Regions from separate parts of the Mus musculus genome. Here region 2 is linked to region 1. The links are chromatin loops, found by intact Hi-C in ENCODE. Cell type or tissue: left cerebral cortex. All regions are shown on one strand. Links, peaks and the distances in the headings refer to the core of each region. The heading gives the core; the rest is flanking DNA.

The links. Hi-C counts contacts between places; a loop is a spot of excess contacts. Peaks named below come from ENCODE experiments on the same cell type or tissue, not always from the same donor. Only the 100,000 strongest peaks of a DNase experiment are listed, where the experiment ranks them.
Region 2: a loop joins it to region 1, with 2.5 times the contacts of the local background. A loop is called at or near these places in 9 of 42 quality-filtered maps.

The regions. Positions count from the first base shown.
Region 1 is chr15:73,540,439-73,556,006 of GRCm38, forward strand. Dennd3 (DENN/MADD domain containing 3) reads left to right here. Exons shown (of 23, transcript NM_001081066.1): 9 at 255-410; 10 at 2,282-2,378; 11 at 3,920-4,023; 12 at 4,508-4,707; 13 at 6,683-7,204; 14 at 14,619-14,878. Among named protein-coding and RNA genes, the nearest start is that of Dennd3, 36 kb to the left of the region's middle. In left cerebral cortex, for the core only: a CTCF peak has its summit at 7,885 (motif pointing left); DNase peaks (open chromatin) are centred at 7,846, 9,243, 11,732, 11,857 and 1 more place; H3K27ac peaks cover 1,840 bases.
Region 2 is chr15:73,378,938-73,394,505 of GRCm38, forward strand. The region is part of intron 2 of Ptk2 (PTK2 protein tyrosine kinase 2); the gene reads right to left. Among named protein-coding and RNA genes, the nearest start is that of Ptk2, 36 kb to the right of the region's middle. In left cerebral cortex, for the core only: a CTCF peak has its summit at 8,355; a DNase peak (open chromatin) is centred at 8,442.

The DNA of each region.
Region 1 (15,568 bases), core at 4,497-12,496:
CTGTTGGGAACCACGGGAACCATGGGAACTCCTGGCAGCCCTGACACAGAAATGTCTTGTGTCCTGGAAGGAGGCCTGATTGGGTCTGAAGCGAGGCCTTCATGTGGTAACATTTGGAATTGGGAATTAACTTTTGTAGCCCTGGGCCCTTAATGCCCTCCCTCACTGATGACGGGCATCAGAGCATCTTGAACTGTCTACCTGGTCTCTGCCCACGTCACACCAGGTACTCAGCTTAGCCTGCTTTTCCTCAGAGTCCAGAGTCTCCAGCTGCACCCGGATTTGCACCTTGCCCACCTGAGTGCCAGCACAGACTTGAACGAGGGCCGAGCCCGCCGCCGAGCCTGGCAGCAGACTCTCAACTGCAAGATTCAGCACATCACTCTACAGCTGCTCGTTGGCATCTTCAGGTATCACAGATCTGGGAGTGGCTACTGAGTTCATTTCCCAGCCTTTCCTCATGACAAGTGCAGCAGGGTCTGCTCTGACCCTGCCCAACACCCTCCCAGTCTTCAATATCTCTCTCTCCTATCACTGGACACTTAAATGGCTATTTCCAAGGTGGCTTCCTGGGAGATGGTGCCCATGTGCTCTGGCTGAAGGCTCAGGGTCAGTCCAGGGATGGTGTGTCCCAGAAGTGAAGAGATACCTGGGAGGGTGGGGGCCATAGCCACAGGACTCAGAAACCAGCCAGTGCGCCATCCAAGGGGCTCAGGACAGATGAGTGTGTGCTTTGCTGCCGGGAAGCTCTTTGACATTGCCCACTTCATGGTGTGTGCCTGTGCTGCCTGAGCCCCGGGGCGTCAGCTAAGTAGTCAAGTACAGTTTGTGTGTTGAATGTGACACTGTATAGGAGCTGAGTTGTTACTTCCAACAACTCAACACGCATCGATTAAGGAGTTGTATCACGGCTTGGGGCCTTTTCTTCCTTCCAACTCTTACTTCTGTAGCATCCTGCTCCTCTCTTGCTGCTTGCTCCGTGCATCCACAGAGAAGGAGGCTTTGATGCAGGTTCTGGTCTCTTCTGAAGGGTTGTCCACTCAGGGGAGGGGGTTGGCAGAGAGCCATGGCCCTCCCAGTAGTACTCTGATTATTTCCAAACTGAAACTTAAACAGCTTTGTTTTTTTGATGTCTTCACTTACAGAAAGCAAATTGATTAGTAAGAAAATGAAGTGGTGTGTCAGAGACAGATTGTATTGTTTTTTTGTTTGTTTGTTTTTGGGTGTTTTGTTTTTGTTTTGTTTTGTTTTGTTTTTTTGCTAAAAGTGTGGTCCTGGATATGTTTCTTTTTTATTCTTGGGAGGTACATTTTTTTGTAAAAAGATTTATTTATTTATTTATTTATTTATTTATTTATTTAATGTGTATGAGCACACTGTTGCTGTCTTCAGACATACCAAATGAACACATCAAATCCAATTACAGATGGTTTTGAGCCACCATATGGTTGCTGGGAATTAAACTCATGACCTCTGGAAGGTCTCTTATGCTCTTAACTGCTGAGCCATCTCTCCAGCCCCAGGGAGACCAATTTTTTTTTATAACTGAAGCAGTTGAGTGTCTTTATATATTTTTAAGCAAAACAAGAACAAAACAGTTTATAACCAAGTATCCTGGTGCAAGCCTGTGATCCCAGAATTTTAGGAGGGAGGCAGAGGTAGGAAGACCCATAGTGCAAGGCTATCCTCCAAGTTTGAGGCCAGCATGAGCAACATAAGACTGTTCACTCTGCCCAAAACAAAACAGCAGGAAGAAAAGAAGATTCCAGGCTGTAAGACTCTAGATGAGTGTGTCTTCTCTCACAATGGAAGGAAGACACCAGGCACATCCACCTGGCCATACCCTGCAGGCTGTCGAGTATTTATAGCATGCCTCTGTAGCTTGGGGAGATTGTAAACTGAGGTCCCATGGGCTTGTGGGACAGGTTATGGAGTGGAGAAGCTTGGCTAAATAGACTTGTGGCTGTGGCTGCATTGTGGGCAGCATTTCCATGCCCTCTAACTCCAAATTGACCTCTGAACTCAGTGGTTTTTGTAGCATGATAGCTGATTGTTGAGCCTTAATTGGCATAAAGAGCTGAGGTCCAAGGAGGCAGTGGCCCTGTCTCCCAGCTTCTTCCTGGTTAGAGAAGTGATGAGGACCACACAGTCCATCCTGATGCTGTCATCCTGGGATGCAGTGAGCTCCGAAGAGTGTGTTTCTCAGCACCATTCTCCTGCTGGACAGCATGACTTTGGGCATTGTGGTGGTTGAGTGCGTGGCCCACCTTCTCTTTGCTAGGGAAGTGAAGAATCACTTGAATTATGAACACCGCGTCTTCAACAGCGAGGAGTTTCTCAAGACAAGAGCGGCAGGGGACCAGCAGTTTTATAAGCAGGTAAGAGGGGCGGGGCTGGGAGGCTCCACCCACTTATTCCTCCTTGTTGAACCGTTTCTCAAAGGCCTTTCCAGATCTAATCATGTCTTATTGTATTGGTCTTTTCAGAAGTTTTTTTTTTTTGTCTGATTCCATTGCTACCTTATTTCTAAATTAGCTTTGTAGTATAGTACATTAATTAAGAGACACAGTATTAAGCATGTGGTTTGATGGACTGTGGCACATGTGCCTTCCTGGGTGACCATGTCCTCAGTCAGGGCATCAGGTACCCTTTCCCTGACTTCAGCCTAGGCAGCCTTTGCTCTGTGTGTGAGGAGAACGTGGCCCTGGGAGGGTTCCTTGCCATTGCCCTGCTAGTCTGAGAGCACCAGTCCTTTCTTTCTCTCAGAGACGGACCTTAGCTGTGTCTTGGCAGCTTCCTGACATTAGCCTAGGTTTGTGGGGGAGCCCTCTGTTTCTGCCCAACCCTTAGTGACTGGTTTGTCCAGTGTACAGAGCACAGGGGTCTTTGATCTGGCAGGCAGCCCTGTGCCCACCCCCCACCCCATGGGTCTGTTGTGACATATTTGAGGTGGGAAGAGCTGCCTGCCTCCAGGGTACAGCCCAGCCACTTGGGTTAACTGGTATGACTCCCTCATGGTGCTTGCGTATGCCTCTCTTCTCCTTTTCTGCCCTGTGACCCTCCTGGTGTCCTCTACTTTCTTATAGTAACCCAGGTCGGTTTGTGGACCCACCATCCGGAACAGGGCTCTCCATACCAGCGCTGGGTTCTCTAGCTATTCAGACTGTTCCCTTCAACCTTTGTGTGGCCTGTTTCTCTTTTGCATCTTCCTGCCTTTGCATACCTGGCTTGGGTATTCCTGGAGCCCCACCTTGTGCATCTGGGTACCTTTTACCTCCTCTTCCTGCCTTTGTTGGGAGGAACCTGTAGTCCGAGAGCTTGCTTGCCGGTGGACAAATGCTTACCTACAGAACCGGGTGGAAACAACTACAGCTGCGGTGCTAGGGGGGTCCCCTGTAGAGTCAGGATCCTGGGGCTGTGTGGTTCCTGAGGCAGCCTGTCAAAGCAGACAGAGCTAGTCTGGGCGCTGTAGAGTGTGCAGAGGTCCCTGGGATGCGGGGCACATATAGCACAAGCACAGCTGGCCTAGTGGCCAGGCGACCTGGGCTTTTTTAGCTTTCGTGATTTTTTAGGTGCAGGTTAGGAATCTCTGTGTCCATACGAACCAATTGCAAGCCTAGAGAGATGATGGCTCAATGGCTAAGATTGTATTCAGTTTCTAGCACCTACCCTGAGCCCATAATCTCAGATATCGGGGGATCTGACTCCCCTGGCCCCTGTAGGCACCTGCATATATTCACAGACACATTACTAAAAATAATAAAAATAAAAATGCATCCATTGTGAAGTTTCCTGTTTGCACAGACTCCTGCCCAGTGGAGCCGGTGGGGGAGAGGCCATGCCTCAGTGGGGCTGCTGTTGGCTTTGGATGGAGGCCGGAGGACCATGAGCGCAGCATGACAGCCTTTCTCACATGCAGGTTTTGGACACCTACATGTTCCACTCCTTTCTGAAGGCGCGGCTCAACGGCAGGATGGACGCCTTTGCTCGGATGGACCTCGACACTCAGTCTGAGGAGGACAGGTGCCTAGCTCTGTTCGAGGTCCTCTTTGGGGGACTGAGGGTTCATACGTCCATTTCATTTGGACATACAGATGATCAGTTCAGTGGGCTATTGAGCAGTTCGCCAGGAACCTCCAAAGGTGCATCCTCTGTGTGTCCCCATTGCGTGCAGGCAGGCTCTGTGTGCCTGGCGGAGCATCCTGCCACACCCTGATCTCTGTCCGTCTTCATTTCCTTCCCATGTTCCCCATTCACAGGCCTATTTTTTTTCCCCTGTGTTTTCCTGATATCTCGTGTGCATCACCCACGACCGTGCCCTGTCCATCTCTGGGACTGTGGGCTGAGAACCTCTGTCCTTTCCCCTTGAGCTACTTGAGGCTGGACTTAGTGACAGGTTCTTACCCGTGCATGCCTCTCACCCTGCTCATTGCTCTGGGTGCGATAGGGAGTAGAGGCTCACACTTACATCTTCGTGCCCATGAAGTGAACTCTTGCTTTTCCCTAGGATAGACAGGATGCTGATAAGTCCAAGGAGACCTACTGTGGAGAAGATGGCCTCCAGGAAGGCCTCACCCCTGCACATCACCCACAGACGCATGGTGGTCAGCATGCCCAACCTGCAGGACATCTCCCTGCCCGAGCTGCCTCCCAGGAACTCATCGCTTCGGATAATGGACACCTCAAACTGCAGAAGCAGCAGTCCAGGTGAGGTGCTACCCTCCTGCGTCTATTCCCCCAGTGTTGCAGCTTAGAGATCATAGCCTGCTTCTGAGGGAGGGAATGTTCTTAAGAATATAAACTATTTTGGCCAGGCATGGTGGTAAATGCCTGTTATCTTAGCAGCTCAGGGGTCTGGTGCAGCATTGGTGCTTGTGAGTTCGGGACCAGTCTGGGTTTCAAGCTACCCTGTGTGAATGTGGTCATAGTGAGGCTGAGTTCGTGCCTCCATAAAAACAGGGGAAAAAAATCCAAAAAACTGGTTTTTAAAAACTATTTTGTGTCTCTGCCCCCACCACTGTGTGTGTGATAGATAAAATACATGTCTGTATTTACAGATGTGTGATGGGATGCCCCTGGTCGGTACCAGTCCCTTCCTAAAGGTTGCTGTTAGATAGTTACAAGCTATTATTGTATTTCTGCAAAACCTTCTCAAGGCTCTTCCTGGTCTGTGTGACATCATAGGCGTCTACGGTGTGTCCCACAGAGTCCTTACTGGGTACGGAAGATTGTTGGGTGCCATGCATGGCCTTGCAGCTGCTGGTCTTAGCTCGGGCTGTCTGTCTGAAAAGACAGTATGGAAATGAAAAAGTCTCAAAGCTCAGAGCAGTAGGAGGAGGTGTGAGCCCCTTGGTAGCCACTTCCTGGGTGTCTGACCTCAGACAGACCAGTTCCTTTTCTGGGCTTGGCAGGTGTGTGCACACTCACTCTGGGACACAGTCTGCCTGCCTTTTCTGTGTTCATCTGAGCTCCCTGACCATTGTGGGCTCCACCTTCCTCCAGCCTCCATAGCCAAAGGACCACCTCTCGCATGGGTGTGGATGCAGTGGCTACCTCTGGTCCCCTGTTCCAAGGAAGCTTTTAGGAGGAGAGGGACTTCAACTCTTGGTCAGTGTTTAGTCCCCAGGGGGCTTCAGAATGCCTGTGGCACTTAGCTCCGGTCTCTTTAGTCCTGACCTTTCGAATCTTTGCAGTGGGAGTACTGGGCTACCACTGCCCAGGCCACTGTTAAGGTGACAAATGCTTCTAAAGGCTAGGCCCTACTTAGCAGGCATATCTTGGCTTTGGTTATCAGCTTAATCTTCAAGGGCCCAGTCCTAGCATTTTTACTTAATATTCATAGTTTTAAAAACATAATTGTCCCATGGAGAATAGTTACTGCCTCTCTGGGAACAAATGGACTCTTCTTTACCTCTGGGGTATTGGGAATGCCCTGGAAGGGGCATGTAGGTGTTGCGGGAAATAATAATAACAAAAAATGAGCTGGCATGCACCAGCAACTCTCTTACTGGTGGGCTGGCCGGCCCTGCAGTAGCAGGCAATGGTCGACTTGTTTTTATCTCAAGAAGACTCTCTGGCCTGGAGCTCCTGGAACATCTCCACCCAGCTTGCTAAGTTCCTCCTGGTGGGTTGCTACCACACTAACCCCAGGCTTCAAATCCCCCATGACCTTTGTGGTACACATCAAGCAAACCCACGTTTTGCCATCATACCTTTCTCTCTTGAACCCAGACGAGCCACCTCCGTGAAGAAAGACACAACACAAACTTAGTTCTGAAACAACAGTAACTCAATCACTAGGCACAACAACTAAAATCCTAACTTGGAAGCCTTATTAAATCTAAATCCTCCAGGGGCAAATCCTGACAGATCCACCATTGGAACCCAGAGACACTCGTAATTACATCTTGTCCTCATGTTGTGCCCACCAAAAACACCTAACTCTCTCCTGTTTCCTCTCTTCCTCTGTCTAACTCGGAAGTCCTTACTCGCCCAGTGATTGGCTCCTTTATTCCTTAGGGAATTGGTTCACAAGAGCAGCACCAGGCCCATCCACAACACATGGGTTCTTGTCCAAGACACACAAAGCTGCCCTCAACAGTGTTATGGGTGCCTCTGCCTTTTCCAGGACCATGCTAATTACATGCATTTTCCCTTGTTTGTTTGTTTGTTTGTTTTTTAGTTCTCAAAGTGACCCCTAAGTCAACATATATGTTCAAGATCCCTGATATCCACTTCCCACTGGAGAGCCAGTGTGTTCAGGCATACTATACAGACTTCGTCACTCTCCTGAGCAAGGCCATGGCGCTGTTGGGTCCTGGCGACTCTCTGCTCCTAGCCAGGTACTTCTACCTGCGTGGTCTTCTCCATCTGATGCAGGGACAACTGCTGAGTGCCCTCTTGGATTTCCAGAACCTGTATAAGACCGACATAGGGATCTTCCCGGCTGATCTGGTCAAGAGAACGGTGGAATCCATGTCGGCCTCTGAGCGGGCCCAGGCCGAGCGGACGCCTGAGCTCAGGCGGCTCATCACAGAGGTCTTTGATAAGCACGGCGAGGCCCCCAAGGCAGATGACGCCGTGAAGAACTTCGAACTGCCCAAGAAGCACATGCAACTCAATGACTTTGTGAAGCGAGTCCAGGAGTCGGGGATCGTGAAGGACGCCGTCATTATCCACCGTCTGTTTGATGCACTGACCTTCGGTAAGAGCGCCCCACAGCATCCCTGGGTACCAGTGTCCCCCAGGTCTGCAGGTCAATAGCTGTAATTCAACCTCCTAAAGATTCAAGGTATAAAAACGAGCTGTGTCCTCACTGAACATGGACACTGAACATGGACAGGCTTTGTTTTTTTCCTTGTCACTGTTCCCTAAGGCATGGCTGCTTAAATTCGTACTCATAACCGTTTTCACCCAAGAGATTCCCATGAGACCTAGGTAAATCAGAGGAAGTGCAAATAAGTGCAAAGCAAACACTGACTGATAATAAATCACAAGGACGTGTATTTCTAACTATGTTGTATACAATATGATATTAACATTGGTTGAAGAGAGAAGCAGGACTGGGATATAGTGCCTGTCTAGTATGCTTGAAGCCCTGGGTCCAACTCCAGCACCTACAATAAACTAGGCATGGTGGCTTACAACTATAATCCTAGCATGAGAGAGGAGAGATGGGAGCGTCAGAGGGTCAAGAATACTTGGTTACATAACAGGTTTGAGAACAGCCTGGGCTGTGTGAAGCTGTCTTAAAAATTTGTATTTTAGGGGGCTGGAGAGGTGGCTCAGCAGTTAAGAGCACTGACTGTTCTTCCAGAGGTCCTGAGCCATCATGTGGTGGCTCACAACCATCTATAAAGGGATCTGATGCCTCCTTCTGGCCTGTGGGTGCATATGCAGCAGAGCATTCATATATAAAATAAAGAAAATAGAAAAAAATCTATTTAAAAAAAAACAGATGAAAGCAAATATCCCACATAAGGAGATGAATGTACTTATTTATTTTCACAAAGAAAGTTAAATATTTTATTTCTATTTATTCTTAATTTATGTGCATTGGTGTTCTGCCTGCATGTATGTTTGTGTGAGGGTACTGAATCCCCTGGAATTGGAGTTACAGATATTTATGAGCTGCCATGTGGTTGCTCATGTTGGAATTGAACCTGGGACCTCTGGAAGAGCAGCCAGTGCTCTTAATTGCTGAGCCATCTCTTCAGTTCCCCCAACACCCCCAACCTCTGTTTTTGATACAGAGTCTTGCTGTATACTTCTAGCTGTCCTGGAACTGACCAGGCTGACCAAGTTGCCCTCAAACTCACAGAGATCAGCCTGCTGCCGCCTCTTAAGTCGTGGGATTAAAGGCATTCACACTCATACCTGGCCAAAAGTTAAACAGGTGGACATTGTGCCTCATGTCTGCAATCTTGGCACCTGGAAGTTGGAGGTAGGAAGAACTGTTGAGTTCAAGGCCAGGCTAGACTACATAGTGGGTTTAAAGTCTGTCTGGGCTACAGAGTGAGATTGTCTTAAAAGAAAAAAAAATCTTGTAAAATCTTGACCAAATATTTGATTCTGCAGGGCATAGCCCATCTTCAGGGTTTTTCAAAGTTGCTATTTATTTTGATTTTGTAATTATCAATGCTTAGAATCCCACTTTACATTAATACTTCGTAAAAATGGTAGCTGTCTGAATGGTTAGTTTCAGAAATTATCTGAAATTCCATCCTAATTCCAAGCCAAAATTCCCTTAATGGTTTTCTTTAAATCAGCAACTCAAATTTAAGTCAGCGACTCAAGCTTAAAAAGCAATTTTGAGGTAAAATATTCTAAGACAGTGCAATGCAAAGATATACTAATTTGCTATTTACGTGCTGAGTAACGACAGTAAGAAGATATTAAAAGTCTCTTTTTTTTTCCCCTGTAATGAAACCAGTATGTGTCTGTAAGAGCAGAAAACTTCATATGTTAAAGACACTTATCACTCACAACACCCACTAGCTTCAAGTCCAAGTCAGCGTCTTAGGCAGCTTTTGCTGGTGTTTATATGGCTGGATGGTATGCGCAGCCAAAGTGCACACACGTTCAGAGTGAGGTTGCATGATGCAGATGGCTGACTTACACGTGAGGCTAGCTGCCTCTGCAGAGGCATCTCACCCGGTGCTTACCCGGTGACTACACAGCCATGGCTCAGCTAAAGCACTCACGCATGCCCAGAAGCACAGAAGCAGCGTGCCAGGTGCCAGGAGAACCCACCTGACTAAGAAGGCTTTCCCGTCACCACGAGGCCCTTGTTTCTTGGGTTTGGCTTTGCTCTGTGTCCCCAGTGAAGCACTGCCCCCAACCCAGGCTCTGCTTTCTGTTCTGCTTAAAACCTCTGATGACAGATGTCCCCCTCCACACACACAGCACGCAGCAATGTTGTACACTCACGGATTGTGTCCTGCCATCTGTGGAAGTTTGCGATCCTAATTTATTTCTCACTGAACCATGTTACCTGCACTGACACACACATCTGTTCTGTCTGCTGGCCATGGGGAGGAAGCCCAGCTCGTCTATTGTCTTTTAACTGGGAAGGTCCTGACACCTGTCCCTAGGGTCTGTGTAAGCTGGTTCCTCAGCTTAGAGCCAGGAGCTTGGTTGAGCTGAGTGCCAGCACCCTGACCGAGTGCCCCCCACTGCCTGACAGTGCCTGCCTCACTGCCCCAGTGGTCTGCCTGTCCCATGTGAGCTAACACCGCCTGGCTTGTGTCCTCACTCATCTGATCCCATGCGAGCACTTGAATTTTGCATTCACCGGACTCTGCTGGCCACCCAGGTTCAGTCAGCCTGTCCGTTAAGTTCACCATCTGCAGATAGAAAATATCTGGAGAATGAATGTGCTTTCTACTGAGCATGTGCGATGTTTTTCTGGTCATCATTCCCCAAGCTGTAAACTTGAACTTCCATGATGTTGGGCACACGACCCTGAAAGGGCTTAGAGCCCACAGGAGGGGGTGTGCAGTTTCCTGTTAACACCACGTCACTTATAGGAGAGACTTGATATCTGCATTTCCGGAGGAATAACTGTTTTGGGAGAGACAGAGATGATGGGCCACCTGTCACTAGCCAGGTGCAGTAGAACGCATACTTCTCAGGCCTCTGTGGGATAGCCTGCACTGCCTGGGGTCAGGGGGTGTGGACAGCTATGCGTGTGCTACTATGTGAAGGGAGACAAGGCATTCACAGAAAGACCCTGAGGGGCCTACGGGCACACTTTTCCTCTTCCCAATGTGTGACCTCATAAGGATGTGAAGACTCTAAGGGTCCCCTGTCCTCCAGGGGCCCTCTGTGCAATGGCCTGAAAGGAGTGACTCAGACTCATATGGTTATCATTCTCTCATGGCACCAGGCTGAGCATGTCTGGTGGTCCCTCTGCTCGTCCTCAGCGCTGGTATGGCCTGGTCACCTAATTACTCAATGGCTGGTGGACCCTGGTGTAGGAAGAAAACCTGCCTTTCAGTGCCTTTCTTCCTCCTCTGTATGTGGTGGCATTTGACATCACCCCCTAGGTGCCTGGGAACCTGGGAAGTGAGTTGCACCTGGGCATCTTTTGTTCTGTAGTTGTGGACCTGGCCGATGAGCTGTCAGTGGCCTTCAGTTATGTGGTTCCTTAAGTGGAGAAGGGGCAGGACCCCACTGTCACTGCTATGCGTGTTTTAGTTAAGTGGAGTGGCCACACTGAAAGTAGAACTTGGCAAAGCTGAGTGTTCCCATCTGTCTTAATTAGGGTTTTACTGCTGTGAGCAGACACCATGACCAAGGCAACTCTTATAAGGACAACATTTAATTGGGGCTGGCTTACAGGTCCAGAGGTTCAGACTATTATCATAAGGTGGGAGCAGAAGACTGACTTCCGGGCAGCTAGGGTAATGTCTTAAAGCCCACACCCACAGTTGACATACCTACTCTCACAAGGCCACACATCCTAAAACTGCCACTCCCTGGGCCAAGCATATTCAAACCACCACCCCATCTTAGAGTGAACTCGGTGAGATCCAAGTGTACACATGAGGACTGGGGCATAGCTCAGCAGAGAGCTTCGAGACTGGTAGAGGCTAGGCCCAGCCAGTTTCAAAGACCATTGGAATGGTTAACTAAGAAGTATAGATTATATCATTTTGTCTCTGGACATGTGCTTTTGATTTTTCATTACATGTCTGGGGCTACAAGTTCAGTCACAATTAAAAAGTACAAATAGGACAGATTTCATTTTCATTATCGGCCTATAACTTCAAAGAATCTAAAGAATGCCTCCACCAAAGCAAACACGTTTATATAAGACAGTCTGCTTTTAGGCTGGCAGCGTTTGCAGTTTTAAAGCACTCTAGACAAACAAAATATCTGAACTGGTCGTTTTATGAATAGCAAATACTAATACTCCCCTTACTCTCTCATTTCATCTATGCTATAACATAGGAAAAGTTATTTTAATCTATTTACTAAATTCTATTCCCCCAGGGCTGTACCCTCTATGACTCCTGTCTTTAAACCACATTTTCAGAGAGCTCTAAGCATACAGTAAACAGAGGCCTTGAATCTGTAACCAATCCTGGCTAGTGGGAGTTTGTCAACTGTTTCTGAGTTTACCCTGTTCCAATTATACTGTCTGAATATGTTTAGGGGCAGACACCCCAAGAAGATTCCAGGAATAATGGCCTCATTTAGTGTTTATTGTGATCTCTAGGGCGTAAGGAAGGCTCCCAAATAGGAACAGATGCTTTTCTATCCCTAAAAGCAGAAGGGACAGTAAATTTAGGACGTTCCTAAAAAGAGTCAGACATAATTTTCTCGGGAAAAGACACAAAATGAATCATAACACAGAAAGTCCCCACGTGTACAACACTCAGAGACCAAAACCTAAAAGTGAGAGACAGACAGACAGACAGTGGTCACAGCATTCGGCTCAGCTTTGCTGGAACCGTGTCATACAGCTGTGCTGGCTTCACGACTTTTGCCATCTCCAAGAGACATGGCTGTGCCACAAGACCCTGGGTTCAATATCCAGTGCCCCAGTCCCATCCAAAAGAATATAATTTTAGTATTTAGAATGCTCATACACGTTTGTTCATGTGAAGCCCGGTGCTGATGAGAATACACATTCTGCACTGCAGCTTCACAAGGACTGGCTGTTCACTCCCTGTGCCACCTTCAGTGTCTGTAGCTGGCTCTCATGGGGATGCTGCCTGGAGGCTGCTGGGATGAGCCGGGGCTGGGCTGTGGAGGGAGGTGGGTGACAAAGTGGAGATCCACAGGAGTGGGCATCCTGTCCGTGGGTGTGGCCATCATGCACCTGCAGACTATTGCGGGTTGTCAGACAAACTGAGCATGCGTGTGACCATGTGCGGACATAGTGGCTGTGGGCATGCGCAGGGCTGGGGAAGCACGTGGGAGTGTTGTGGCATCCATGGCTAGCTGGCGTGCTGGTTGCAGGTGGGAGAGGGCTGCCTTCCATCTAATGGGCTGTCCCTAGTCTTGTTGCTCCCATTGTGCATGTCCAGAGCACAGGAGCCCCTCACTTCCAAGGACAGGAAGGCCACTTGTCTATAAGAGGACATTTTGGGTGGTGGGTGCAAAGGCCTTACTGTGTGCAGCCCCGTTGACTGCTGTGGTGTGGGTGCTCAGAGGGTCTGTCCTCAGGGACGCACATGAAGGGTCCCTGGCTCTTTCACTCTCTCGGGCACTGGCGTGGTCTCGCCTTCCCTGTTCTGTTTTATGGTCTCTTCCTGCACCACATATAACTGAAAGACCTCTCATGTGATGTCTGATGGGCGTAATGTGTGCTTATGGTTCGTTTGAGCTCTGTTAGTCTGCACCCCGGGACCCCAGTAGGCTGTTTGTAAGGTAGCAGAGGAGGTCTCCAGCTGGGGATGCCTATCGAGCTGTCAATCACCTCAATGGACTCCTTGTTTAGTGTAAAAGGATGCAGAGGCTTGTCCCATGCACGGGGTCACCCCATTCCCTGTTATTTGTCTTCCTTAGTCGCTTGTGTTAAACATTATACAGGTGAGTGCTGTATCCCTGCCCCAGGTGAAATTTACTTTCTCATTGGATGGATCCAGTGACTTCAAAGCTTACATGGGGCTTGGGGTGTAGCTTAGTGGAAGAATATTTGCCTAGCATGGGCAAGGTCCTGGGTTCACCCCCAATCTCTGCAAAAGAAGAGAAGAAAATTTAAAATACATATTGCTCAACTACTTTGACTAGTAAAGCATAAAGAAAAAGAATTAGAAATGGCGCCACCTGGTGGACATACCCATGCATACATTCTGGTACTACCTAACTGATGACAGATCTTCCTTGTTAGACCACCTTCCTGTGGCCCCCAGCTGCCCTTGTTATTTGGAAATTTCCTTAATCTTTTGGAACCTCTCACATCCTCCACAGCCTGCACATGGCTGTAAGGTTACCCATCACACAGTGGCAGCAAAACAGATGTACCAGGCAATTGTCACCATGACACTGTTACCACGCAGGAACGATGATGTGAACCCAGTGGGACTTTGTCTACCTCAGACCTGGGCCTCTGAAGGCTGGACACAGGGAGGCTGGGCCTGGGGAGACACACAGGTTCTGCGTAAGCAGGAACCAGCTGGCAGCGGGCAGGGTCTGTTCTTCCTCCTTTGGTTTCCTAGTTTACAGATGGGGGCTCTGAGGACGTGCTGGAGTTGTCTGTGAACCACACAGGTTGGGTGTTGGCAGGTGCTGGTAGTTGAATTCACTGGTGCCCTGAGGGAGGTATGTAATGCAGCCAGAATAGCCTGCACTGTCAGGGAAGGCCGTGTATGGCGCTGTTTGCCTGTGTGTTGAGGGCAAGAGGAGAGCTATTGTGGTATAATAGTTAGGATGAGCAAATAACAACATGGCCTGTTGGGGAAGTGCTTGGTATGGCTGGGGTAGGATGTGAAAGGAAAGAGTGGACAGTCTGGGGGAACTTGAGGTCTTATGTGGCTGAACAGTCCAGAAAGGTTTGAATGAGGAGCAGGAAGGTTCACTTATGCTTTAAAAAGCAATTGTGGGGGCTGCGAAAAAACCCAGAGGCAGGGACGGCAGCAGAGAGGAGTGTGGCCTATGCACGAACGAGGGCTTGAGACACACCAGAGGACAGAGCAAAAGACAGGCTCCGGACACATAAGCTAGGCGGGGATAGGCGTGTAAAGTGAGCAGTTGGCAGGTGTCAGAAGCTGAGTGCAGGTGAGGGCTCTGGCCCAGAAGAAAGGAACTTAAGACCAGAGGGGGGCTCTAAGCCACGCACGGGGGAGCAGGACCTCAGAATACAGCAGGAACAGAAAATTGGCGCTCAGTGAGTGTCAGGCCAGCCTCAGAAACTGCTCAACTTTGCCTCAAAACAGCGTCCTTGTTGCAGTTACTGTGACTACCTGTAGTAAGTCAGATTGCCCTCGCTCTGAGGGCTAGAAGGGACAGATGTCCTCTACCTAAATCTTCTGCCCCACAGCTGGGACAGCCAAAGGCCCTCCATCCATTCACAGAGTCCTGGGCACTGGTGCCACCTGCTGCCTGGCTTGGGTAGTGCCTGCCTAAAGTCCCTGGTGCTGATGATAAAGTTTCCTCCTTAAACTCAGGACACGAGAAGCAGATTGACCCGGAGACCTTCCGAGACTTTTACACCTGCTGGAAGGAGACTGAGGCAGAGGCACAGGAGGTCAGCCTGCCCGCACTGCTCATGGAGCACCTGGATAAGAACGAGTGCGTCTACAAGCTGTCGAGCTCTGTGAAGACCAACCGTGGAGTGGGCAAGATCGCCATGACCCAGAAGCGCCTGTTCTTGCTCACCGAGGGGCGGCCCGGCTATGTGGAGATTGCCACCTTCAGGAACATAGAGGTGAGACGGTCCTGGCGCCAGATGCAGCCAGTCCCCAGGCCGCCGGGTGTCCTCTGGCACCTTCTGCACAATGGGCCTTTTGTGGCCCAGCTTGCTCAGCTCATATTACACACACACACACACACACTCTTTTTGAGACAGGATGCTGATACCCAGCCTGGCTTTGAGTTTGCAGTCTTCCTGCCTCGGCCTCCTGAACATTGGGGTTATAGGTATGTGCTGTCATGCTTGGCCATATTCATTTTTTTTAATTTAAATTAAAAAATTATACATATGAGTACACTGTCATTGTCTTCAGACACTCCAGAAGAGGGCATCGAATCCCATTACAGATGGTTGTGAGCCACCATGTGGTTGCTGGGAATTGAACTCAGGACTTCTGATAGAGCAGTCAGTGCTCTTAACTGCTGAACCATCTCTCCATCCCCCTTGGCCACATATTTATTTATTTATTTATTTATTTGAGACAAAGTCTCTCTATGTAATCTTGATTGTCCTGGAACTACATAGAGCTCATGGGATTAAAGGCACGGGCCGCTATGCCTAGCCACATTATATTCGTCCAAAGGAGGAGGTCTGAGATGTATTGGTGTGTGTATGTAATCCTGGCACTCTGGAGTCAGAGGCAGGAGAATTGTTGCAAATTTGAGGCCAGTGTGGTTAACAGGAAAAAAAAAAAAAGGCTGGTCT
Region 2 (15,568 bases), core at 4,967-12,966, 160 kb before region 1:
AATGAGGGACATGGCCCTCAAATCATGGAAGAAAAAAAAATAGGGCTTTGGGGATGGTTTAGAACCATATATTTCTGGTTCATAGGACCTAGAGTCACAAGCCTCTGAAGGAACTCTGTTGCCTTTCTTATTCTTTCTTATTGAACTGCCTACAAATAGTGGACAAAATCATTTTTAAAAATTATTTTGAAACAATGAAAAGACACCCAAGGCAAGCCAATACTTCAGAATTTCTTCTTGAAAATTCTCATAGCATCTGGCATGTGCCATGATTCTATACGCCCTTGCCTGGGCATCTTGCCCTGCTCTGAACTTCAGGACGGCAGGTTAAGCATCTGGTGGTATAATGGATATGTTCAGAGCACAAGCTGTTACAAATTCAAGGGAAACATAGGAACAAATAGCATCTATCTAAATCTATGTTCTTAACTTATTACATTTTATTTACTTGTTGTATGTATGCACACTTGCATGTGTTAAAATCAGAACAACCTGCAGTTGTTGGTTATTTCCTCCCATCATGTGAGTCCCTAGGCACTGTCAGGCTTGGTGTCAGGTACCTCTACCCAGTGAGCCATCTCCCTAGTCCCATATCTAAATCACAGTGGTAGACTGTGAAAAGATGCTGTGGTAGTTCATATCCCATCCTTATTTGTCTTCAATAGTTTTAAGGCAAGGTTCTAGCAAATCTTAGGGGTCAGACCTGTCCAGGGACTGAAACAGATCCTAGTAAATAAAGGACTGTTCACCCCAGAGTCTGTTTCAATTTCTTGTCATCTTAGTATCAATAATTCCAGCACAATTAGCAGGATTTCCTGTAAAGGATGCTCACACAGAGCTAACACTGCTTTTATAAAGAGATGTTTCAAATATGAATGATAAAGTGGCAATAAACCATATTTAAAGCCTGCATTAGTAACTCCTGTTACTGTGACAAAACACTATGACCAAGACAACTTATAGAAGGAAGAGTTTTATGGTTCAAGGAGGATAGTCTGTCGTGGCAGAGAAGCCAAAGATGTTGAGAGCTCACATCTTGAACTTGAAGAAAGAAAGCAAACTAGGAAACGGTATGTGGCTTTGAAACTTCACACCTCCTAATCCTACTGAAACAGCACCAACACCTGTGGACCAAGTATTAACTCACACACCTGAGCCTACAGAGAACACACTCATTCAAAGCACAAGGCCAACTTCTAATTTGGCCTTACTCCTTTGCTAACTGTAAACCTAAATAATACGATTATCGTACGATTATCGTACAAACAAGACTGTGCAATTTTGTTTACAGTAAAAACACCTTAATTTCCCACCAACCCTAGTGTCATGGTTTGTATATTCTTAGACCAGGGAGTGGCACCATTTGAAGGTGTGGCCTTGTTGGAATAGGTGTGACCTGGTTAGAGTAGGTGTCTCACTGTGGGTGTGGGCTTAAGACCCCCACCCTAGTTGCCTGGAAGTCAGTCTTCCACTAGCAGCCTTCAAATGAAGATATAGAACTCTCAACTCTGCCTGCACCATGCCTGGTGCATGCTGCCCTGCTCACACCCTAATCATAATGGACTGAATCTCTAAACCTGTAAGCTAGCCCCAATTAAATGTTGTTTTTTTATAAGACTTGCCTTGGTCATGGTGTCTGTTCACAGCAGTAAAACCCTAACTAAGACACCTAGTGAACTGCAGTTTGAGTACAATCCTACCCAAGGCACCAGAGCACCCCAGGAACCAGGTATGATCTCATTTCCTTTAAAAAAAAAAAAATTCTTAGTCACCCTTTGATATGTAATTTCAAAGGTCACCAAAACCATCTCTGTGGCTACTGTGAAACCAGAAGTGACTCTCCTGAGAAGACCACACCAAGGCTCCTGGGTGTCTTAGACTTCTCCTGAAATTCTTTCCTGTGGTGAAGTCAAGACTCTCAACTTTAAAGAGCTGTAGACTCTAAAAAGAACTCTTCAGGCTGTTGCTGGCAGCACAGCTGTATCTTTAGCTCCAGAGAGAACATCTTGTTTGACATATGCCCTCAAGCAGAAGCAGAAAGAGAAAACTTGTTCCATGTACCAGCATAACCCTAAGAAAGACACAGTCTCTTCTCTATGACAGGCCTGTTAGAAATGCTAAAACTTTGATTCAATCATCAGAAAACATCATATAAACCCAAAATAAGGGAAAAACCTAAAAACAACCTATATCCTTCAAACTTATTATCAATGCTATAAAAAGACAATGCAGAGAAACCTATCCCAAGTGAGGAGACTAAGGAAGGATGAATTGGAAGGACCCTGTATGGAGGGAAGAACCTCTGTTAAGAGACATGAATAGGTCAGCTGCCACAATTTAGACAGGCAAAACAGGAAATAGGGTAAAGTAGATTCCAAGATCAGCATATAAAAAAGGGTGGCAACTGAGGAAGACTGAAAGCCCTGCCCAGTAGGTTTCCTTCTGTGTAATTTACAGTACAGAGGTAGAGGAACGTCCAGTAGCTACCCTCCAGGCTCAAAACTCTGCCTATAATAATAGAGATCATCATGTAGCATGAGAATTTTTTTTATTTGACAATTACTTCATTGGTGTTATAAAAACATCCTTGCTGCCAACAAATACTCTCTGAGGTAAAGTGCATTACTATTTTACTTCCTGAGTCTTCTCCAATAAATGAAAAAACCGTTTTCAAGATTAAAAAAAAAGGGGGGGGGGCAGGCAGTGGTGGCGCACGCCTTTAATCCCAGCACTCGGGAGGCAGAGGCAGGCAGATTTCTGAGTTCAAGGCCAGCCTGGTCTACAGAATGAGTTCCAGGACAGCCAGGGCTATACAGAGAAACCCTTGTCTTGGAAAACCAAAAAAAAAAAAAACAAAGCTTCCAGAATCAGGCATAACGACAGATGTCTTTAATTCCAGAGCTTGGGAGGTGGAAATCAGGATCTGTTTTAGAAAAAGACCAGGACATGTTTGGTAGAGGTGGGAGGCGGGGCCCATGCTAAGGCATCCCTTACCCGAGGTACCAAGTAGAGCATAGAATAGGGTTTATTTCAGTCATGGGAAGGGGAGTTGAGAAGGGAATGGAGACAGAGAAGACGGAGAGAGGGAGGGAAAGAGAGAGAGAGGGAGGAAGGGAGGGAGGGAGGGAGGGAGGGAGGGAGGGAGGGAGGGAGGGAGGGAGGGAAGGAGGGAGGGGGAAAACAGGAACACATGAAGTGGGGGGGGTTGAGGGGGGAGTGAAAATGGGGATAGGGAGAGGAAAAGGGCAGAGAGCAAGGAGGAGCCAATAGCAAGCCAGGCCTACCAGGCTACAGCCAGATAACTGTTGGGTGGAGTCTAGAAGGAATGCCAACAGGATCTTTGTCAGTTTGAGGCTGGTCTGTTCTACCTTAGGGAATTCCAAGCTAGCTAGGACTACATTAAAAACCAAAAACAAGGGAGGCAGCTAACTGAACCTTGGAAAAGAATCTTAATGGGGGAGTGTGGAGGTGGGGGTGGGGGGCCCTGTCTATATTGTGCTGTGCTGAGGACAGGTCTAAGGGATAATATCATAATTGCTTAGCTGAGGTGGGAAGATGCCCACTCTGAGTAGCACAATTCCTAGGCAAAGAGTTCTAAACACTGTAAGAGTGAGTTGGGCACTAGCATACATACATTAATTCAGTGCTCTCCAATGTAAGTGACTAACTGCTTCCAAGTTCTTGCCCAATAATGCACTGTAACCTGGAATTATAGGACAAAGAAACCCTTTCTGCCCTAAACTGCTTTTGTTGGCATATTTTATCACAGCAAAAGGGCATTAAAATAACACTGAGGAAAAGGCGCAGACTATAAAGCTTGATATTTAAACCAGGTGTTCACAGAGAGGATCTTGAAGGCAGAAAAACTGAAAGTTAGGTTGGTATCTGTTTCACAGAACTGGGATCAATCCCAGGGTTTCATGCATGTTAGGCAAGCAATCTACAGTATGTTTTAAGGCATTTTATTTAAAATCTGTTAAAAGACTTTTCTAACATAAGAAACATTCTTTACATTTATATTTCACCTTTTTCCTTTCTTTTTTCTCTAAAGTGTGTTGAAGCATTGAGACAGGGTCTCATGTAGCCCAGGCTGGCCTCAAACCATTAACTCTTCAGCCATCAACTCTCACTAGTGCAGTCACAAGAGTATACCACCAAATCCAGCTCCCAACTCCACGCCCTGACTCTGTATTTGTGCTGTTCTGCATTTATGCTAACCTTTCAATGAAAATAGGTCATAATGCAACATTTTAGAGGACATTTTAAATGATGACTAACTTACTGTGTGCATTTCAACAATAACACACTAAATCCAACAGGAATCAAAATAATGTGTGTGGTTATTCCACACTAAAACTGCAGGCAATGACAACTGCACTGACTGCCACTTGACGGAAGCAACTGTCAAATCTTCAGACTTAAACATGCTTTAGCCTTCCAAAACTAAGATTAATGCAGTGATCTCCAGGGGAAAATACCCTGATGCAATTCTACAATGAACCATGTAAAGTAGGATCAACCTGTCATCACATTCTGTTCCCAAATACCAACTGTCCAACAGGCTATCAGCAAGTACCTACTATAGATCACCATATAACTGCATCAAAATACTTTGTTCACATGTCATTATCACAGAACACCTGACTTATTTGTAATAAGTAACATTCTCCCTTTTGCATTTTCTTTTGTTGATTTTTGTTTAATGGCCTTCTGTTGCTGTGATGAAACACTGTGATAAGCGAGAAAGGAGTGATCTGACTCACACTTCCAGAACACAAGCCACCTCAGGAGCTGAGTGAAGGGGCTTGCTGATTGATAGTTAGCTAACCTATTTTTTTAAAAATCTGAGCAAACATTTATTTCTTTGTTTTTCATGTTTGTGAGTGTGGGTAGGTAATTGTGTAGAGGTGAGCGTGGTAATGTCAGTGTAGAGATCAGAAGACAACTTGTTCTCTTCTACCATGTGAACCTAGGGGATCAAATTCAAGGTTGTCAGACTTGGTGGCAGATACTAGGATTATAATGTATACTACTACCACACCCAGCCATTGTTCTCTTTTTTTAAACCTTGCTTCTTGGGTAGAATTAGCTCCATGATTTCTGACAAACACCAGTGCTACAGAGCAACACACTGAAGACACAGGCTTCTCCCCAAGCCCAAGTATTGCCCTCACTACATTTTTTACAGGTTCTCCTCAGTAGCAGGCAGCCACAGATCTGCTCTTACGGTTCAGGTTTTGGGGGGTTTTTATTATATTTATTTACATAATTTATGCGTATGAGTAGTCTGTCTGCATAATCAGATTCTACTGCAGATGGTTGTGAGCCACTATGTGGTTGCTGGAAATTGAACTCAGGACCTCTGGAAGAGCAGCCAGCACTCTTACTGTTGAGCCATCTCTCCAGCACCAGGGATCAGTCTTAAACAGAATCACCATCACTCGGTGGTATTCCTTGATTTGTAGATTTATCCCTTCTGTTGTCTGCCATTATCAGTTAACTACTTGGTGTATCTAAGTTGGTTTCACTGTAGGGCTGTACTAAATCTGCTCATTTTCCAAGGAATGGGCATCTGAACTGTTCCCACTCACTAGGAACCAAGCTGCTACAAATCCTCCAATGGAGAGTTCTGTGTGAGCCTGTGTTTTCATCTTCCTTGGGGAAAACACCCAGGAAGAGGGCTGCTAAATCATATAACAATTATTATGTCCAACTTGTTAAAAAAAAAAAAAAACATTTTCCAAATCAAATTGTCTCTCACAGTAAAGCAGAGTTTCATTTGTTCCACACATTTGTCACTTGACAGTATCACCCTGTTTAGTTCTAACATAGCCAGGCCTCACTGAAGTTATAATCTGCCTTTTCTGATAGCTACTAATGTGAAATACCCTTTTCTGTATTGTTGTCACACATACAAAATGGATGATATATCCATTTTCACCATCTTTAATTGATTTTTAATTGTTCTACATTTAAAACTTTTTATTTGTTTATTACCATCCTGTGCGTGTGTGTACACACCAGCTTGTGGAGGTTAGAACAACCTTGTGCAGTTCTTTCCTCCCTCTAACTTTACATAGCTCTAGGGATCAAACTGGGATCATTAGATACAAGTGCCTGTATCTACTGAACCACCTCACTACCCCCAACCATGTTTTTAATAGCTTATCAATAAAAAAAAAATGTTCAAGCCAGGTGGTGGTATATGCCTTTAACCCAGCACTCAGAAGACAGGGGTAGGGGGATCTATGAGTTCGAGGCCAGCCTGGTCTACAGAGTTCCAGGATAGACAGGGATATACAGAATAAAAAATAAAAATAAAAAAGAAAGAAAGAAAGAAATAGAATTTGACAATAAAGCATCTCCTTGCCACTGTACAACACTCTGTTTGCTCCAAATAACTAATATGGTAGAATGTGCAAAAAACAAGTAGAAGGAAACTAGAACACATCCCTGCTTTTCTCTCAGCCTGAAAGTAAGAATCTTAGGAAATGCAGCCTGCATTTCTAGGAAATGAAACTCTTCCCCACTGTGGCCATTTGTTTTGTTCTTTGAACAAGAATGTATAACCCAGGCCAGCCTTAAATTCACTGTGAAACTGAGTGACTTACCATTTTTTTCTACTATTGTGACACCTATAAGAAGCAACTCAAAAGGCAACTAAGAAATGCTGAGAATATAGAATAGAAAAAAGCACATCAACTGGTTATGTTGAATACCAAAGCTGAGCCCTGGTAACACAGAACTACAAGAAACATTGTGCAGATTAAACAGACTGTACTGTGTGTTTAGGAACACACATATACAAACAACAAAAATTAAAGAGACCACAAATTTGAAAAAGAGCAAGGGAAGATACATGGGAGGATTTAGAGGAAAGAAAGGAAAGGAAGAAATGATGCAATTATTCATAATCTGAAAAAGGAGGGGCAAATTATTTCTTTAAAAAGGCAGCAACTCAGGGGGCTGGTGAGATGGCTCAGCGGGTAAGAGCACCCAACTGCTCTTCTGAAGGTCCTGAGTTCAAATCCCAGCAACCACTTGGTGGCTCACAACCATCTGTAACGAGATCTGACTCCCTCTTCTGGGGTGTCTGAAGACAGCTACAGTGTACTTACATAGAATAAATAAATAAACCTTTTTTAAAAAAAAGGCAGCAACTCAGGGAAAAAGGGTCTAATATGGCTCACAGTAAGGGTACAGTCCATCATAGAAGGAAGGCACAGGCATAGGAGCATGAAGCAGCTGGTCACAATGAATCCATACTCAAGATGCGGACAACTGCCAAGTGTATTGAACACTTTAATCCCAATGCTTAAGAAGCAGAGACAGGTGGAGCTCTTTGAGTTAGAGGACAGCCTGGTCTACACAGGGAGTTCCAGGCCTGCCAGGACTACATAGTGAGACCCTTTTTTAAAAAACAAAAATTATGGGGGCTGGAGAGATGGCTCAGTGATTAAGAGCACTAACTGCTCTCCCAAAGGTCCTGAGTTCAAATCCCAGCAACCACATGTGGCTCACAACTATCCATGAGACCAGACACCCTCTTCTGATGTGCCTGAAGATAGATACAGTGTACTTACATATAATAATAAATAAATCTTTAAAAAAAAATTCTGAAAAGATGGCTCAGTAGTTAAGATCACTGGATGCTCTTCTAGAGAACCTGGGTTCAATTTTCAGCATCTACATAGTAGCTCACAACTGTCTGTAACTCCAGTTCCAGGGGATCTAACACCCTCACACAGACATATATGCAGGCAAAGCACCAGTACACGTAAAATAAAAATAAATTTTAAAAGAGGAGGAGGAGGAAGAGGAGGAAGATAAAGAGGAAGAAGAGAAAGAGGAGGAGGATGAAGAGAAGGAGGAAGAGGAAGAAGAAGAGGAGGAGGAAGAGGAGGAGGAAGAGGAGGCAGAGGAGGCAGAGGAGGAGGAGGAAAGATATAGGCAAGGATGAATAACATGACTCAACTGCTTTCTCCTTCGTGCTCTGGGTCTCCAATCTGAGGGATAGTGTCATCCATACTCAGGATGAGTTCTCCCTCTTCAGTTAGACCTTGCTGTAAAAATTCTCACAGACACACCCAGAGGTACATTTCCTCAAAGACTATAAATCCAATCAAACTGTCACTCCTGCCCATCACATCCTCAGAATGCTGGGAGTGCAGGGTATATCACCATGTTTGACATTTACAAGTATTTGGTGAAGATAAACTCTCAGCGTGTGTGTATAAACAAGAAACTGGATATTATTTGCAAACATTATAGAAATGATAATGTATTCAACAAGTCAATCCATTTAAAAAGGAAATGCAAATTAGAAGAAGTAGCTCGGTAGATGGCACTATTCCCCTATCTGTTAAATGCATGACCACCACCTGTTCATTTGAGTATGCTCAAGATTAAGCTTTAATCAAAAGAATTATAGAAGTTGGCACTGCTGTAGGGAAAGGAACTCTGCAAATTTCTTAACTTGAGACTCGGTTTCTCATCGATGAATGAAAACATAAAATCAGTACTTTAAAAGCTGGAGAGGGGCTGGAGAGATGGCTCAGCGGTTAAGAGCACCGACTGCTCTTGAGAAGGTCCTGAGTTCAAATCCCAGCAACCACATGGTGGCTCACAACCATCTGTAATGGAATCTAATGCCCTCTTCTGGAGTGTCTAAAGACAGCTACAATGTACTCACATACATAAAATAAATAATTCTTAAAAAAAAAAAAAAAAAAAAAAAGCTGGAGAGAAGCACTTTGTGTGCACATGAAGAGTGTGAATTCAGGCTAGGCGTGGTGGCGCACGCCTTTGATCCCAGCACTTGGGAGGCAGAGGCAGGTGGATTTCTGAGTTTGAGGCCAGCCTGGTCTACAGAGTGAGTTCCAGGACAGCTAGGGCTATACAGAGAAATCCTGTCAAAAGGGAAAGAAAAGAAAAAGAAAAAGAGAAAAAGAAAAGAAATAGAGAGTTCAGCAGTATGGTGATGGCAAACACCTTTAGTCTCAGCATGAGTTCAAGGCCAGCTTGTTTACAGGACAGTTTCCAGGACAGTCAGGGTTACACAGAGAAACTCTCCAAAAAACAGTGAGTTCAAATCCCAGAACTCACTATCATCCTTTACAAAGCCAAGTGTGCAGCCCAGAGAGATGGCTCGGTGGTATGTACCTTTATCCTATGACAAGGGAATCAGAAGCAAAAGGATCTCTGTGAATTTGAGGCCAGCATGGTCTACATAGTGAGTTTAAGGCCAGCCGGGACGACATAGGAAGACACTATCTCAAAAAACCCAAGAGAGTGACTTGGTGAAGATAAACTCTTGCAGAAGACTCAAGTTCAGTTCCCATTACCCCACATCAGGCGACTCAAAACAGCTTGTAACTACAGCTGCAAGGAATCCAATGCCTCTGACCTCCACAGATAACTGCATTCCACAGGTACACACACCACAGAATTTAAAATCAATCTTTTTTTTTTTAAACCCAGATTTGTAGCACAAGCATCTATACTCCCAACACTCCTTTCAGGACAAGAAGCAAAGACACAAGAATCCCAGGAAGCTCAAAAGCCTGCTAGTCAGAAGAAACAACAATTTAAACAAGGTAGAAAGTGAGGAACACTACACCAACACATGAATACTATGGCACATACATAAGAAATAAGGTTCATAATTCACCTAACACACAAATGGCAGCTATAATGGCTGTGACTATAATGTTCTAGCCATAATTCTTGAAACACAATGTCATGACTGAAATGTGTGTTCTCCACATACCTAGGTGTAAATGGGAAGCTTAAAACCCAGCTCAATACAAGCCCCACCCATCCATGAATTATATGCATTCACACGAAAGGCACTGTGGTGTCTGCAATTGCGAAGACTATGTGTAGGCCTTATTTCTAATTATCTGTCTCAGCATTTCAATATAAGCAGTGCTTCTTTTCAAAAACAAGCAATTCATCAACTTCTGGCTTTTCACCATCTCATCCTTGAAAGCTGGTTTTCCCTGGGGTTCTACAGGTATTCTTGCATGCCTCAAAGACATGTTCCCATGCCCCAATTGCCCTCTCCAAAGCATTTTAGCAAGCAATTTCCTAAGTTTCTCCTAGAATTCATCCAATTCCTGGAAATCAAGACTGAGGCAGCACTATAGCTCTGATTCCTACACCCAGTGAATTAATTGGCTTGGATACCCCAAGGCCAAAGTCATTACTTCTGTGACAAGTATTCTTAAAAGATTTCCTCATGAAACAAGATATGAAACACACTTTTAAATTTACCCTTTGGATACACGTGGTCTAATATGCTCTATGTTTAAGTCTTAGGACTATAATAAAAAAATCTGTCATCCAGTTTAATAATGTGAGCCTAATTCCCATGTAATCTGGTTTAAAATCCACAAGGTACTGTCTGTATTAAGGCAGTATAGTATGTACAATCCAGTAAAAGTCCCAGCAGACAAGACTTTTAATTCAGTGAAACCTAACAAGTCATTTCTACAATCCCAGGCTTTTGCTCCCATTACTTTCCCCCACTAAGAAGACCCCTTCTTCAGGGGTCCTCTGAAAGAATAGCCAGTGCTCTTAACTACCAGGCCATCTCTCCAGCCCCTCTTTCTCTATTTTTAAATCTTTGGGGAAATAAAGGCTAGGAGCAAACTATTGCCCACTTTAGTGGCAAAGTGATATAGTATAAAGGATGTGCTCAAAGACAGCTGGAATCCATATACACACTACCAGCTCTAACATGTGTCAGCTACTCATTCTGAGAAAAGCAGCTTCCTCAACCTGATCTTCCTCACACACATCTGAGTAGTGGTTACGTCTACATCATGAGTCTCTCTCATATGTAACTCTACCCCCTATCTCCTACCTGTACACAAACTACTAACAAATCCTACTGTCATGACATCCTAAGTCCACTTCTTTGATTCCTAGTTCCCTAGCCCATGTCATCTCTGCTACACACCTGATTCCCTTCATAACATCCCAGTGGATGTAGTGTGTCATGAGCTGAGTCAGACTTCAACAAGAATGACCAGCTCCATCAAACACTGCACATTCTGTCTGCACTGCTGTTCACTCAACTACAACGTTCTTAGAACCGTGGATCTACTTAGGTTCTACGTTCATCACTGCCACATCCGGCTCACAACTCACTTAGCAGCAAGGCTTATTGTAGCCGTTCTATGTACACCTTAAACTCTAACTACACACTGTAGCATGATTTCCTCCACTGTACTCCCCTCACATACGTAACATGGGGTACTCCTTAGGTTCACAGCTTATCAGCTGCTTTACTTCTCTCTTCAAGGCACTCCTGGCTTTTTTTTTTTTTTTTTTTTTTTTTGATGTCTCTACTTAAAGCAATTAGAACCATGGCTGGCACTTAATATGAACTTGGCATCCTGAACTTAGACCTGCAGAAGAATTTTAATCCAGCAACATGGCTGCTCTGGCAAGGGATTACATCCAAAGACTTAGGTCTGTGTAATCCAGTTGGAATATAGACAGTCCACACACCTTTAATACCTCTGGTTGGAATACAGATGCGTCCTTAGTACACACCTCTAATCCCAAACAATGTAAGCAAGGTTAGTTTGTAAAAGGAAGTAGCCATGTTTGATAAAACAAATGTTTGGGGTGTCTTAAGATAAAGCTCACTGGGTAATGGCACTTGTCCCAAGTCTGATAACCTAAATTCAATCTTCAAGACCTACATGAAAAGGAGAGAACTAACTTCAACAAGTGACATTGAATTGAAGGGCAGACAAAGTGCTTAATCAGAGAAAGATCTGATAGAATGAGTCAGAGATAGGATAATCCCAACACTCAAAAGAACAGCACAAGAAAAGAGAGGCAACTTAAAGAGAACAGACCAGAAAGAAAGGCAATAGGGAGTGGGGGAAAGGACAGTTTTACAGAGACAGGTTGCAGGTGAAGACAGAACAAGCCAGAAAATGAAAAGGAACCAGATTAGAACAGATTGCCAGTTAGTTTGAGACCAAACAGAGCAATTCAGTCAGAAGCCAAGAGAAGCCAGTTTGAATCAGTCATCTTAGAGAAGAGTTTGGACCAGAGCAGCTGAGTTAAACCTAAGCCTCCAAGACAACAATTACATCTAGCTAATAAAAGTTACTTTTGGGGCTAGAGAGATGGCTCAGCGGTTCTTCCAAAGTTCCTGAGTTCAATTCCCAGCAACCACATGGTGGCTCACAACCATCTGTAATAGGATCTGATACCCTCTTCTGGTGTGTCTGAAGTCAGCTATAATGTACTCATAAATAAAATAAATAAATCTTTTTTTTAAAAAAAGGTTACTTTTAAATCCTTACATAATATCAACACAATCTCCAAAGCCCTCAGTGGCTTCATGATCAAAATGTAGACTAATGAGTTCTACTCCTCTAAAGACTTCTAACAGAAAAACAAGTAAGTACATCTGTAATAATAAGGAAGAGTCACCAAAAGACAAAGATCTGGATTAGACTGGTAAGATGGCTCAATAGATAAAAGTGCTTACTGCACACATTTGACGACCCAAGTGCAATCTCTGGAACACATAATGAAAGGAGAGAAACAACTCATATATACACACATACATACGTATATACATACACACATACACACAAATAAATAAACATAATAAATAATGAATGACTCTTACAGCTCAATTTATGAACAGCTCTGCTCCTGTTTTGGAGCCGATTCTGCTACAAAGTTTCATTTGCATATTCTCATTCATTCATATTCATATTCATATTCATAGTCTCTCTCACACACATGCACAAATCATCATCATCATCATCTAACAAAACAAAACTTACTTTATGACAAGAATTTAAAAACTTCATTCCTAGGCGTGGTCAGGAAGATCTCTTGGGTTATAAACCAGCCTAGTCTACATAACAAGTTCCAGGTCAGTCAGTGCTTCATAGTGAGACCTTGTCTGAAAAAAACAAAAAACAAAAAACAGGGGCTGGAGAGATGGCTCAGCAAGTAAGACTGCTCCTCTTCCAGAGGTCCTGAGTTCAATTTCCAGCAACCACATTGTGGCTCACAACCATCTGTAATGGGATCCAAAGCCCTCTTCTGGTGTGTCTGAAGACCGCATACATACATAAAATAAATAAATCTTAAAATAAAAGAGGAAAAAACCCCACCAATATGCCTGGAGCCAATGAGATGGCTCAGCATATAAGAGTACTTGTCATTAAAGCTCATGACCTAAGTCTGATCCCCAGAAACCACATGTATAAGGAAAGAACTGGCTACCAATGTTGTCCTGACCTACACCGAATGAGTGGACATGTGCACACATGTATGCATGCGCGCCTGCTCTTGAGTCCACACTCACACACACACACCATAATAAACAAAGAACTCTTCATTCAGCAGGAATGAAAACTAACCTTGGGTCAAACAGGCATGATACCACAGATGACACAGAGCTCTCACATCTGGCACAGGCAGACATAGAACAGATTCCTCCCCTTACTCACAGGAGCAAGAGGAACTGGAAAAAACAGAATTGAGATTAGAGACCTCTACACCTAGACTAGAAAGCTGAAACTGCATGCATGGGAAATTTTCTTTAATACAAAGAAAGAAAACTGATTTCAGGAGACAAGAAATAACTGAGGAGTAAAGTGAACTAACCCTCATATGGAAATGGAAGAGACAGAGGAAGAACCTCTACTCTAGAAACCCTTGCCAGTATCACACTTAATAAACTGTCAATCATTTGAACTCCATGAAGTTTAAGTTTGCTAAAACAAATGTTTTCAGAGGCAAGATGGCTCACTGGGTAAAGGCACTTGTTACCAAGTCTGATAACCTGAGTTCATTCCTTAAGACCTACATGAAAAGGAGAGAACCAACTTCAACAAGTTGTCCTCTGATCTCCACATGTACCCCCATACACATATACACACAAAAGAGATAAATGTAAATTTTCTATTAAAAAATAAAAACAAATATTCACTGATGCCAACCCGAGAAGAGTTTGGATCTCTTATCACCATCTTTGTCCTTGGATTATTACCAGATCTACCAGAAAGTAGGCTCTAAGAATAAGACAAACTTAGGAACTTTCAAAAGTCTATAATCTCCCCAATGTGAAGAAGCCAAACAATTTTAACAATTTGCAAGTCAAGTAATCTCTTTCAAGATTAATCCCACTGTTTGCACTGTAGAAAATACCACCTTGAATAACTGCCTTTGTGGCTAATTTTATGTCACAAACTAAAGTCATCTGAGAGGAAGGAACCTCAGTTGAGAAACTGCCTCCACAAGATCGGGTTGCAAGCAGGCAAGCCGGATGGGTTATTTTCTATCTTTCTTTTTTAAAATTGAGACAGGGTCTCAACTATGTAGACCAAACTGCTCTCAAACTCACAGAGATATGCCTGCCTCTGGTTCCCTAGTGTTGGGCTTATAGGTTTGTCTCACTATGCCCAACTTAAAGGGCATTTTCTTCATAAGTGATTGATGGAGGAAGGCCCAGCCCATTGCAGATAGTGTCATCCCTGGGCTGGTGATCCTAGGTTCTACCATAAAGCAGGCTGAACAAGCCATGAGAGCAAGCCAGTAAGCAACATCCCTCCATGGTCTGTGGATCAGCTCCAAGTTCCTGTCTCATGTGAGTTCCTGCCTTGGTATCCAATGATGAACTGCAGTAAGAAAAAGTAAAATAAACCCTTTCCTCCTAGAGCTGCTTTTGGTCATGATGTTTCTACACAGGAATAATGAGCCTAACTAATACAACTACTAATGACACTGAGTGTTGACTACATATTAGATGTACCTTAAAGTTTCTTCCTAACAATCTCCTAGGAGAAAATCTTAAATAAACCTCTAGGTCAGATGAGAAACTAGGTTTAGGTAGAAGAAAATAACTTAAAGTAGGGCTGGTACTTAGCAGGTAAAGATCAATTGCTAAGAACCTGAGTTTGGATTCCAGCACCCATGTTAAAAAGATGGGCATGACCACACATGTTTGCTTGAGTGCATAGGAAAAAGCATATATAACATATATGTAGTCTGATCCTATCTGTAGTTTCAGGCAGCCACTTGGGGGTACAGGATATATTCCCCAAGGTAAATAGAACTATTATAAATAATCCATGAGCTGGGCAGTGGTAGCGCACGCCTTTAATCCCAGCACTTGGGATCTTTGAGTTCGAGGCCAGCCTGATCTATAGTTAGTTCCAGGACAGCTAGGGCTACAGAGAGAAACCCTGTCTCCAAAAAAACAAACAAACAAACAAATAAATAAATAAAACATGAGACCAAAATCTGAAGTCAGTATTCATGAGAATAAAATACCAGTAAGGAACATGCTTCTAAAGCTATAAAAAATATGAACCTAATACCAACACTTATAACTTAGAAACCATTAACTTCTGTTTGAGTTTATATAAATGTGACACAGAGAACAGCAGATCTTGTTCCTAAAGTGGCTGTAATTAGTTAATAAGTAACTATAGTTCAGAGTGTTTACCATGTCCAGTGTTTTCCAAGCACTACTCTTTGAACAACCAATATCATAATGCTAATATTAAAATATATAAAG